Regions from separate parts of the Homo sapiens genome. Here region 2 is linked to region 1. A link is a contact called in ENCODE Hi-C data. All regions are on one chromosome and are shown on one strand. Each heading gives the region's core, a stretch centred on a gene start or an enhancer-like site at or near the end of the contact. The rest is flanking DNA. Distances are from core to core; before and after follow the strand shown. Region 1 holds the start of ZC3H15 (zinc finger CCCH-type containing 15). Region 2 has its middle 390 kb from the start of MIR548AE1.

Evidence for each region. A loop is a pair of places that touch in the nucleus more often than their neighbours do. Pooled maps may share reads with other maps.
Region 2: a pooled map shows a loop between it and region 1 (4-fold over the local background). The contact joins the enhancer-like site here to the promoter of ZC3H15 in region 1. A Hi-C loop is called at or near these places in 2 of 37 single-sample maps with no recorded cell type and 3 of 50 pooled maps.

What each region holds. Positions count from the first base shown.
Region 1 is chr2:186,484,710-186,487,658 of GRCh38, forward strand. ZC3H15 (zinc finger CCCH-type containing 15) reads left to right here and starts at 1,551. Exons shown (of 10, transcript NM_018471.3): 1 at 1,551-1,748. The coding sequence starts at 1,674. LOC105373785 (a long non-coding RNA gene) reads right to left here and starts at 1,291. Exons shown (of 2, transcript XR_001739147.3): 1 at 1,091-1,291. RefSeq lists an enhancer at 1,181-1,660.
Region 2 is chr2:183,991,741-183,994,689 of GRCh38, forward strand. No RefSeq gene overlaps it. Among named protein-coding and RNA genes, the nearest start is that of MIR548AE1, 390 kb to the right of the region's middle. Within about 2 kb of position 1,416, at least 2 of the 41 ENCODE cell types and tissues checked have a DNase peak (open chromatin) inside an H3K27ac peak, as active enhancers do.

The DNA of each region.
Region 1 (2,949 bases), core at 301-2,800:
CCCAAAGGGCATCTTTGGGGCACTAAAAGTAGGAAGTTAAGACAACTACATTCCATATGCAAACAAAGTCTCAAAGGAGACGATCCCCAAATAATCAAATGGATAATAATACTGAGTAAAGAGGGGGCTGGCTGCATCCCTCCATCCTCTGACAAGAACTATGACAATTACAAAAAATAAAGATGAAAATATGTAAAAGGGGGGGAGCCCATTAACCTGCCAATATGAGCCCAAATGAAAAAAAGTGTGTCAACATACACCTGCCATTCTCGACACAATTCTTTTTAGTAGCTATCACATTTCTTCTACACACACACATACACACACAAAACATACTTGGGGTTCCTTGACATTATCTTACGTAGAAAATTACTAAGCAAATAATCAATTTGACTAAGTAGGGGGGCTTATCGTTTTCTCCCTATTCAAATTAATGAAAAAGATAAAAAAACTTTTATCTATAAAGATGATTCTTGGTTCCACAATGCTTCTTAACAGAAATAGTTTAAACAATAATCATTTTAAAAAATAACAGCTAAGCATTGTACATTTTTAAAAAATAGTATTTTCGTTTGTACAAATATCAATGGGTCCCATTCATCATTCAAGTACCTTTTCAAACAGGATCTAAGTTTGTAATGTTAGGTAATAGGCATATAGGCTGAAGCCGGACTGCCAAGATTACAATTGCTGGCTCTGTCCTTAATATAACTTTGGGCATCTTTCTTCCTTTCTCTGCTTCATCTATAAAACGAAAACAGTAACAACTCCCACCTAAGTGTCGTTGTGATAACTAAATGAAATAGTGTGTGTAATGTGCCAAGGAATTTCTGGAGCTACCAAGCACTTAAACTAAGTTCTAACTAAGTTTGGTTACTTTCACGTTATAAAGGAATTTTTAGGAATCACCTAGGCACTCTCCTAAAGTCTCAAAATAACTTAATACAGTACTTCTAAGGAGTTCAAGTGCCTCCTTATCTGGGACGCCATCTCAGATGCTCTTCAAATGAAAGGGACCCTGCAAATGAAAGTTAACTTTTTCCATTTTTTAAATAATCCTTCGCAGGAATCTGAAGCACGCGACACTCACGGGCCATTCAGCTCCGCCTCTCCAGGGAACAAGAAGGTTAACTGAGTAACGTGGTCACGGAGCAACCCCGAGTCGCTGCGGCTGCTTAGTAGTCACTCAGGATGGGGATGGTACAGGGGACCATTAACTGGCCCGGCAGGAAAAGTTTCCCGGTGAGGTGACGATGGACAAGAGTCGCCCCATCGTAAGCGAAAGTGGACTGAGAGGAAGCACAAACGCATGGACTCAACCAGCTCGCCCAGATTCACCCTCAGGCCTTTTGCCATCTGAAAAGGGCCTATCGGATGCGCGACATCACGAGTGACGCGTAGTCATTTTCCCACGTCCCGTCCCTGCCCCCTCCTAGTGGGACGCAGTGGGCGCGCACGCGCAGCTCCGCTTCCGGGAGCCGCTCCTCGCTACCCACTATGCTCTGCGACATCGACCTGTCGCAAAGGCCGCGTTTGCGGGGCCAATGAGCGACTCGCTTTCCGTGCGGTGCGGCGAGTGAGGCCCCGGTCTTCCTCCTCGTCCTGCCGCAGGGCCAGAACCCCTGACGGTATTCAGCTGCGCGTAAGTCTGGCCGGTGCCATCTGTCTCCGCAATGCCCCCCAAGAAACAGGCTCAGGCCGGGGGCAGCAAAAAGGCGGAGCAAAAAAAGAAGGAGAAGATTATCGAAGTGAGTACCCACCCCTCCCCCACTCACGCCGCGAGCCCTCCGGAAAGCCACTTCCCCGCTCCGGGCTTCCCTGGGAGCCGGCTCGCTTCCTCGGGCCACGTGTTCCTCCCTTAGGCCTGTGTGGCCCACTGCCCCTTCTCCAGCCCCTGATGACGCTAGCTCTCTCATTACTATAGTGACGCTGCTGGCGCCCCCGCACCTGGGCTTTGCCTCTCCGCCCACACGCCCGTGTTCACCCACCCATGCACCCGGGTGCGAAATGACCCCTCGGGACTGGCACAGGGTTTTATCCTTCGCTAGTCCTCTCAGAATTGAGGAGATTTTCCAAGGTTATGTGTGAAGAAATACGCTGAACGGTCTCGGGCCAGCGTCTTTCTGGAAGACCGACTCATGACGAGTCTTTGTGTTCGTTATTTCTTTACCCGTCACCCAGGGATGGTACTGTTAGTTCTTTTGAACCAACAAATTACGACTTGGTGGCTTTTTCGATCCACCTCTGAAATGTTTAAAGTCCCATAAAGAATGGAAGGACTTTCCGTCACAACCCAGGGTCTTGAACGCAGAGCTTGGTACTTACATTCTGAAGTGGATTAAATAGGATAACGCCTTAAAAGAGATTAGGTTTCAGTGTCACTAATTGTGTGAAGTCCCGTAACCCAGTTTGAGATATATGTGTGTGTGTGCGCGTGTATATATGTATACATCTATGTGTGTGTATATGTGTATATATGTGTGTGTATATATATTCGTTTAACACATTGAGCCTGTAGCCCTTTAATGGCCAAGGAACGCTATTGACGTTCTTACATGTTGTGCACTTGTTTTCCAACAACTGAATTGAGTTTCCTTAAAAGATGAACCATATTTGACATTACGTAAACATACCATACAGACCCCAACGAGGTATTTCTTCCCTCGATTTCTGCTATTAATCCTCCTCATAATTAAATAGGACCTCTTGTACTTTGGATATAATTAGAAAAAGCCATGACCATTTTACCGCATAAGGTGTAAAGTCTGCTCATTGGATTTAAGAAAATGCTTAAGAATTTTGCTATACTTGGCCAGGTTCCAACTTTGGAGGAGAACTGGTATTCTTATTGCCAATTTGTACAGTTTAAAACTGTCATGAAGTACTATAGCCAGACACTTAAAAACAAAATATTACCTTCACATCTGTGTTTTCTATTACCTTATTTGA
Region 2 (2,949 bases), core at 166-2,665, 2.5 Mb before region 1:
AGATGGCATTTTACTCTGTTGCCTAGGATGAAGTACAGGGGCAAGATCTTGGCTCACTGCAACCTCCACCTCCCAGGTTCAAGAGATGCTCCTGCCTCAGACTCCTGAGTAGCTGAGATTACAGGAATGCACCACTACGCCTGGCTAATTTTTAGTATTTTTAGTAGAGACAGGGTTTCATCATGTTGTCCAGGTTGGTCTCGAACTCCTGACCTCAGATGATCCACCTGCCTTGGCCTCCCAAAGTGCTGGGATTACAGGAGTGAGCCACAGCACCCAGCCTAAATTGTATTTTGAAATTCCTTAAGTGAGTTTTTTAAGCCTAGAAATTCTGATTCATTTCTTTTTAAGATGTTTATCTCTTCCTTCATTTCCTGGATTGCTTTAGGAGTGTCTTTGTTTGATTATCAACCTTGTCTTGGATCTCATTCAGCTTCCTTGCAATCCATGGCTTGAATTATTTGTCATTTCTGAGTTTCCATTTCAGTTAGGGTGCATTGCTGAAGAGCTAGTACAATCCTTTCTTGGTGTCACTGCATTCAGATCTTTCATTTGGCCAGAATTCTTGCACTGGTTTCTTCTCATCTGGAGATCCTGGCACCTCTAAGTTTTGTAATTATTTTTATGTGGGTAGGATTTTTTCTTTTTCTTCCTTTCCCTACAATGTTATTATTATTTTCTTCTTTCTCTTTCCTTTCCTCTCTATTTCTAGGAGTTGTAAGGCATGCTGGTAGGGTCTCTTGGCTTTGTTTCTATAGCGCTATGCATTTCTTTCAGCAGATTTTATATTAGGCTGTGGAGTTTGACATGTAAGCCCATGGATGGTGCTTATTGGTAAGAACAGACTGTGGCCAACGTGGCTGGGTATATACATAATCCTTATTTACTGGCAGCTCTCTGTTGCCTCAGGCATTGGGATGATTTGTGGAGTATACAGTAGTTTGAGCTCCCTGTTGTGCCCTAGGAGCAAGAGACTGAAGGGTGGGACCAAAACAGACAGGTTGACCTATGGGTCCCCCATGCCAGGCAGAGGCACCAGCAACAAGGGGAGAATCCAGTGAGTAGCCACCAAGCACCCAAAGGTGTACCTAGGTGTGGAGGTAGGAAGCCACCTACTTCAGCTCCAAGTTCTCTGCACAGGAGTAAGGGATGGCCTAGATTTCTAATCTAGTAGAGTGGGTGCTCCAGATGTCTGGAGATCTGCCTGGGCATGTAGCAGAGTGGGTCCTGCTGCACCAATATTTCTGCACAGGAGGGGCTGGGCAACTCAGACTGCTGATTCAGGTGATCTTGTGCTCCAAATGTCTCGAAATATGCCTTGGTTTGGAGTGGAGAAGGCCTCACTACACCATAATCTACATTTGGGAAAAGTGGGGCAGCTCAGGCTGCTGAATCAGGCAAACAGGTGCTTCACAAGTCTGGAGATCAGCCTGGGCATGGAGCAATGAGGGCCTCTTTGCATCAGAAACTCTGCACAGAAGGGTGGGGCAGGTCAGATTGCTGATCCAGATGAGCAGTTCTCTGAATGACTGGATTTCTGCCTGAGCGTGGAGCAGAAATGATCCCCCAGCACCAAGCAACTCAGGCTGCTGGACTAAACAAGCAGGTGCTCTGAATGCCTGGAAATCTGCCTGGTTGTGTAGTAGAAAGGATTCCCCTGTGGCTGGATCTCTGCACAGGAAGGGTGGGACAGCTCAGCATGCTGATTCAGTCAAGGTAGTACTCCAAATGTATAGGATCTGCCTGGGAATGGAATAGAGAGGGCCCCCCACACCACAATTTATGTCCAGGAATGGTAGTGTGGCTCAAGCTGCTGAACCAGGGTAACAGGTGTTATGGATGCCTTGATATCTGCCTGGGCATGGAGCATAGAGCCCCACTGCACAATCTATGTCCAGGAAGGGTTGGGTAGCTCAGGCTGCTGGTCCAGGCAAGAACATGGTCCAAATTCCTGGATTTCTCTCTGGGGGTAGAGCAGAGGGGAGCCTCTACTGCACCATGATTTCCAAGGAGCAGCATGGGCTACTCAGCAAAGTCACACACAGATGAGTTCCATGTCACCAAACTGGGCCTTGGTGCAAGTCTTGTTACCCAGGAGAAACCACAGCCGTAGGAGTTCTCTTCCTGCCCTAGGCCTGCTACAGGGAGGGCACAATTTTAGCCATACTGCTGAGGCACTTTCTGGCTGTGGAAGTCCCTACCCCACTCCAAAGCAGATACTCTAATCTCTGGTCTGAGACTAAAATGTTTGCACAGCCACACTGCCAGGTAACCAAGGAATGAATAATGAAATAATGAAAGCATCATTATCTGCAAGTAATGTGATTTTATATGTAAAAATTTCAAGACTCTACAGCAAAACTATTGAAATTGTTAAGTTAATGTATCAAGTTGCTGGGCTCCATTATGTATTACAATATGTTATATGTTTATACACCAGCAATAAATTTGGAACTTGAGAAAATAAGGTATTTTGATTTTGCCAAAAAATCAAAATATATAAATTACCTAAGAATAAATCTAATTAAACATGTACAAGACCTCTAAACCGAAAACTACAAAATATATTGGGGAGTAAAGTAGAAAAGTATCTTCATTATTTTGGGTTAAAAATTTTTCCTAAATGGGACAGAAAACTACTAATCATGAAGGAAAAAAATTACAAATTAAACTATGTGAAAATGAAAAACCTATACTTACCGAAAAATGTCATTTACTGAGCAAAAATGCAGGCCAGAGAATAAATGGAATTATTTGCAGTACATATACCCAATGAAGAAAGTTTTATATCCAGTGAAGAAAATGCAAATTACTCCTACAAGTGATTGAAAAGAAAGAAAAAGACCATCTGATAGAAAATGATTTCAAAAGTCTATAAGATGAAATAGAAAGTATGCATGAAGCACTGCTACTGCATACCAAAGTATAATGCTTATCTCAAAAAAAAAA